Linked DNA regions of Homo sapiens: region 2 is linked to region 1. Evidence: read pairs that join two places in POLR2A ChIA-PET (ENCODE). Cell type or tissue: OCI-LY7. All regions are shown on one strand. Each heading gives the region's core, and the rest is flanking DNA. Links, peaks and the distances in the headings are about the cores only.

The links. Peaks named below come from ENCODE experiments on the same cell type or tissue, not always from the same donor. Only the 100,000 strongest peaks of a DNase experiment are listed, where the experiment ranks them.
Region 2: POLR2A ChIA-PET joins it to region 1 with 7 read pairs; 2 of 35 experiments call an interaction of 5 or more read pairs at or near these places.

What each region holds. Positions count from the first base shown.
Region 1 is chr9:19,901,533-19,904,451 of GRCh38, reverse strand. It overlaps a transcript of SLC24A2 not described here. Among named protein-coding and RNA genes, the nearest start is that of SLC24A2, 110 kb to the right of the region's middle. In OCI-LY7, for the core only: no CTCF peak of the experiment used is centred there; no DNase peak of the experiment used is centred there.
Region 2 is chr9:19,996,904-19,999,822 of GRCh38, reverse strand. It overlaps a transcript of SLC24A2 not described here. Among named protein-coding and RNA genes, the nearest start is that of SLC24A2, 210 kb to the right of the region's middle. RefSeq lists an enhancer at 1-523. In OCI-LY7, for the core only: no CTCF peak of the experiment used is centred there; a DNase peak (open chromatin) is centred at 1,442.

The sequences.
Region 1 (2,919 bases), core at 245-2,744:
AAAATTCAGATGTCTTTAGAAAACTGAGTCTCTGTATAATTCTTGGTCTTCACATTTTCTCCCCTGTCTTTTGCTTCTCTCTAAGAGAGCACATGGCTACAGAGGGTGATTTTGGTGTATAATCTCATGATGGGTTAGAGGAGAGAGGCAGAGGCCTTGGATCCATACAATCTCTTCTAGATCACTGCTTCTGAAACTTAAATGTGACATGAATTAAATGTTCATCTTGTCAGAGTGCAGATTCTGATTCAGTAGTTCCAGGATGGTGCCCAAGATTCTTCATATCTAACAAGATCAAGTGATGCTGATGCTGCTGGTCCTTGCACATACTTCAAGGAGTGAGGATACAGGTCCTGGCAGGTCTTTGCTACATGTCCGAGCTGTTTAGCTTCTAGGCTGCTGACCACTGAGGTATGACTTGTCCCATTAGACCTGCTGAGGTGATGTACTGGCCCTTACTGCTAACATCCATGGTCTCAGCCACCTTCCCTTAGTTACAAAATCTTTGTGCATGAGAGGCTTTTTGATTCTATATAGTTCTGGCATTCTGTGCACCTACTCACAAGGACATGGGAGAATACCTGGGTTACCTGAATGTTAAGCAAGGCATAGGAGCATAGAGTGAAGCCTCATACTGACCTCTAAAGCTCCCTTCCACCGCTTTTTTGCCATATACTGGACCATCTTAAAGAGGTCTCGTGTAGGACTCCTTCAGACTTAACGCTTACTCCATCCATCTCTAATGCCCATCATTTTCTCATGGCTCTGTGGATATTTCTGAGATTTCATATCAGAGGGAATCTTTAAGAAGGGAAAACTGAGGATCATAAAGTGCTTCCTGCTAGCTCTACCTCTGTCTCTTTTCTTGCTGCAGCCTACCTGAGTGAGAAGGGATGGGCTTTTGTTTCCTTTCTGCCATATCCTGAGTTATGCCTCCCTACTATGGACTGCATGTTTGTGTTTTCCCAGAATTAATATTCCAAAGCCTTAATCCCCAATGTGGTGGTATTTGGAGGTAAGCCTTTGGGAGATAATTAGATCTAGATGAATGTGAAGCACGCATGATGGGATTGGTGTCCTTATAAGAAGAGGAAAAGGGACCAGAGCTCACTCACTCTCTCTCTCTCTGTTTCTCTCTGCCATGTGAGGTTATAACGAGAAAGCAGCTGTCTGTGAACTAGGAGGAGGGCCTTCACCAACAACCCAACCAGGCTGGCATCCTGATCTCAGACTTCCAGCCTTTACAACTGGGAGAAATAAATGTTTGTTGCTAAAACCACCCAGTCTGTGGTATTTTGTTACGAGCTAACCAAGACGCTCTCTCAGAATAATTGAGTCTCACAAGGTCTGGCACTCGATCTGATAATGGGAGTTAAAGAAATTGAAAAACCTGCTTATTAAAAAAAAAAAAAGCCTGATTTTTAAGACTTATTATAGACTTTGATACTCAGTGACTCTTTTTCCTAGGTAGGATCTGTCCTCACTTTGCCTAGAGTAATGAGCCTCACAGCTTAGCCATGAAGTTGAAAGACTGCAAGGGAACGTGATTTAGGGAGGAAATAAAACTACATTGGTTTACTATGTCAAATATGTTATATCTGTAACCATACTCACACTATATCTCAGAAGTGTTAGTTCATGTAACCAATTTCTTCCTTTCTAATGTAATTGTAATATAGTGATTACCTCTTATTCCTGCCTTCTCACTCTGAAAATATGGCTCTTTCTGGAGGTCTCCAGAATAATATTCATCGATATGTGATACTGGTAGTAAAAGTGTGAAAATTCCAGAGACTTAGGCAAATGACTCAATATCCTCTTCCAGAATGAGCCTTTATTAAATACAAAGAACACTCACTCTGCCTGGGCTAATCCTGTGGACCTAAACTTAACTGCTTACTGGTGCTTCGGTTATTGATGTTTATGATGATCATGATGAGGAGGAGGATAAGGAGTTTTCTGCTGTTAAAAGCTTTACCCATTAAAAAAATATCTGATTACTGATTATCTAGGCCCTTTGATTTCTGTCAGGGCAGGATTCATCTGTTGTAAGGTGTAGGCATAAGGCTTTTCTCCTTGTCTAAAATGTCCTTTTTCCATTTGCCTGCCTTGAAAATTCTTACTCAGTCTTGTAAACTAAAAATAAAATCCCAAGCCTCCCAACTGACTGAATGGACACCATCATACCATCTTGGCCAGAGGGAACCCAGAGAAGCCTTAAAAACTGAATTCCTGGCCATGACAGGACAGGAGGTGAGACACGTCTCATTATACCCCTTCCCTTTTTGCAGTTTAGACACAACCAACCAGCATTAATGTTAAAGTAGCCGGAACAGACTCTTTGTGACAATAAAATACCAAATTATAAACAGGGCCTAAGGCTGTGCCAGGCAAGGGTTACTTAAGTCCTGCACCCTACCCTTAAAGAATGAACTATGCTCTAACTTCTACAAGGTTTTTCTTGTTCTGTGGCAGCCCAGCAAGCACGGGGCCTCAAGGTAAGCAATGTTCAAACAATTGCAGCTCAGTCACATTCAATTCACTGCCACCATTGCCTACTGACTAACTGACCAACACCACCTCAGTCCCCCCTCCCACCCCGCCTGTTCCACAAGCCATAACCACAGCTTTGGCTAGATAAGAGACTTATCTCAGTAGCTTTCTCCTGTTAAGAAGAACACCAACCACAGACTAGTTCTGGCCAGTTTTAGAGAGTCTGCACACTTGATTATCTTCATGTCCCAGCTTCAGCCTTTGACATCTAGGGCCTAATTGTAGATACTACAATATTAAGTCTCCACCAACACAATGAACATGGGTCGTATGTTACATGTGTGTGTAGTGAATACACATGCTTTAGGACCACTTTCATGAATATTTATAGTTCCTCTTGTAACCTGCTGAATATGTATAATTAGC
Region 2 (2,919 bases), core at 128-2,627, 95 kb before region 1:
GACTGCTTTGTGCCTCCTGGGTCCCCCTGATGAAACTCTGTGACTCTGGCTCAGGATGACTGTAAGGCAGGACACAGGAGGTCAGCCCTGTAATTCCATAACTGCTCACTCACTGACTGCTTAGTGAGAAACCATGATGACAGCTGGGATCCTTTCCGTGATGAGTAATTACCCTGTCACACAAATCTATTTAGACCACATCCTTCTGGGGTACAACCACCAGTTGATTTAAAATGCAAACCTTTTGTAGCTCATTGCCATGAGGATGAAATATAGAGTTTACTCAGACTTTTCTTTGTTGGAGTATTTATTGTAAATCATTAGTTACTATGAGTTGCTACCCATACATCAAGCAATTCCTACCTAGCCCTGAGTGCTGAAAGAATTCTCTGTGCTTTTCTAGAAAAGGTACCATTTGTCCAAGAATATAATTACTGTATACTTTTTAAAAATCCCAAGCTCATATATTTGTGTAGAGAAACTCAGGCCCAAGGACACCCAATTAACTGGGAACACTCAGTGTGGTTTTCAATACAGGAACCACAAGTCTTCAGGGATGTTAATGAACATGGATAATAAATGCCTCACCTACTACTCAGGCTTCCAGCCAGGGAGGCGAAGGAGTGACAGGCAAAGCCGTGGCTCCCTGCTCCAAGTCTTGCACTAAACACTTTATATAGGTCTTTAATTCTCCCAATAGCCCCAGTGGGTAGGCATTAGCATCTTCATTTTACAGATGAACAAATTGGGGATCCCCATCTTACACCATGAAGCAGTGGAACCAAAACTCATACTGAAAATAATTGACTTTCCCAAGTCTCTCTGCTATATCACCACACACAAAGAGACTTGCAGCCCCAGCTAGCTTATTTCTGGCTTCTGCTGGTCTGATTCTTCTGTGGGTGGCTTTAGAACAAATAGGATGGCTGAGGTCCCCCATCATCAGGGCTGCCGTTGAACATGAAGGAGGAAAGCTGCTATGTATAGCAAGCATTTTTATCTTGCCACCAACAAAGATCAAGCACACAAAATCTGAATCCCCCCAGGGGTGGGAGAAGGAGTGAGTTTCTATTTCTCCCAGACCATTCTGTCCAGAGCACACAGCAATATGGGCAGACAATTAGTATGAACGGATTTGAGCAAAACAGCAAATCTGATTGATGCTGAAAGCACACCCATGTGGGAGCACACAAAGGGATGGAGAAGAGGGGTGGTCATAGGAAGCGGGGCCTGCTTAAAAATTCTAATCCTCATAAGCTTCTGAGGAAGCTGCTCTTTTCACTGGGCAGGTTTTTAATATTTATTGCTGGGGGCTGTTTTAATCCTAATGAAAATAGCATGTCCCTAGGAAAAGAAATGCTGGAGCTACAATGAATGAATGTGGCTCTGGCATTTAAAATGTCTCACAAGGCTCACAGAGGGTAGAGGTGACCCGGAAGTGAATCATTGACAGGCTTCAGGAAGTACTGCTGCCAGAAGGAAGTTGAGCTCAAAACAGGGTATGTGTGGGCGAGTTCAGGCTGAGTTAACCCCTGAATGGGTCTGAATGGAAGACCCATTTCTGAAGAGGGGCACACTCAGAGTTCATCTGCCAGAGTTTGAATCCTAGCCCTGCCATGTCTAAATCTCAATCTCCCATCTCTAAAATGGAGAAAATGATAATTACAGATTTTGTTGTTTCATTGTGAAGACCAATTGAGACAATGAATGTAAATTACTTACCACAGCTTCCGGCACAGAGTAAGTGCTAAATAGTGAGAGATGCATTATTATTAATATAATTTTTATTATTGTATGGCTTATCCTTAATAGTATTGGCTTTTTTCCCAAAAATATAAGGATGCCAGGTATGAACTAAGAGATAGTAACTAGGAGGGCCTATTGGAAAGAGCCAGAGAAAATTAATGCTGAATCTTCTATTGATAAAATTCTGATTCAAATCTGATTCAAACTGAGAAGGAAATAAGAGCTTCTCTTTTGCAGTGAGGGACACAGGCAAATTAACTATTTATCCAAATACAGTTTCATTGGCAAATAAAATGTGTTGCCTGAGTCCAACCATGTCATCAAGTAAGATCTCAACAGAGCTGAATCTGTGTGTAATTCTGAAGACTGGAGTTTGTCTTGCTCACTCCTAGCTGCTGTTGTACGCCTGTTTTTTCATGAGTGGAATCATTTCTAACCACTCAGTAAATTCTCTCTGTTTACCTCTCCCCTTCTATAATAGTGGATCTGTGACTGGGGTTTCCCTTTCTGTTGTTGGGTGAGTCTGACACTTGCTGAGAGTGTGCTGAATGATCCTGACCACCTCCTCTGATCTTCTTGGGCTCACAAATGGGGACCTCAGTTCCTCACTCCAAGGAATAGCTTAAGAATGTAAAAGGTATCATGACCTAAACTAATATGGTACGTCCACTTCCATATGAAAGTCAAAATCAAAGTTGTATCAAACTGTAAAGTAAACTTACTTTTTGAGGTGACATAAAGCTTAAATGGGTACTGGAATTATCTTTATTCTAATTTCTCTCTTTCTCTTTCTCTTTCTTTCTGTGCCCCTGCTTTGCTGGTTCCCTAAACTCACACCTAGTCTGATTATTGCAAATCTAGCACCAAGACCAGATTCCAAAAATTATTAAGAAGAAACAGTAAAATTGTGATGACTAAGTTCTAAATCTCTCTTCTTGTCTTGAGGAAAATGCTCTGTGCTCTCTCTCGTAATTATTCTCAAGAAGCATGCCTAGTTGAAGAGCTCAGCAAATTGTTTGCTTTTTTTGCCTTTTTTTTTTCACCATCTTTTGCCTGCAATAATGGACAGTCTCCCAACTCGTTGTCTCCCTCTCTTTTGTCTTGTTCTCCTTTACTTCATTCTCCATGCTTTTACCACTGAGCGCTTTCTAAAATTCAAATCTAATAATGTTG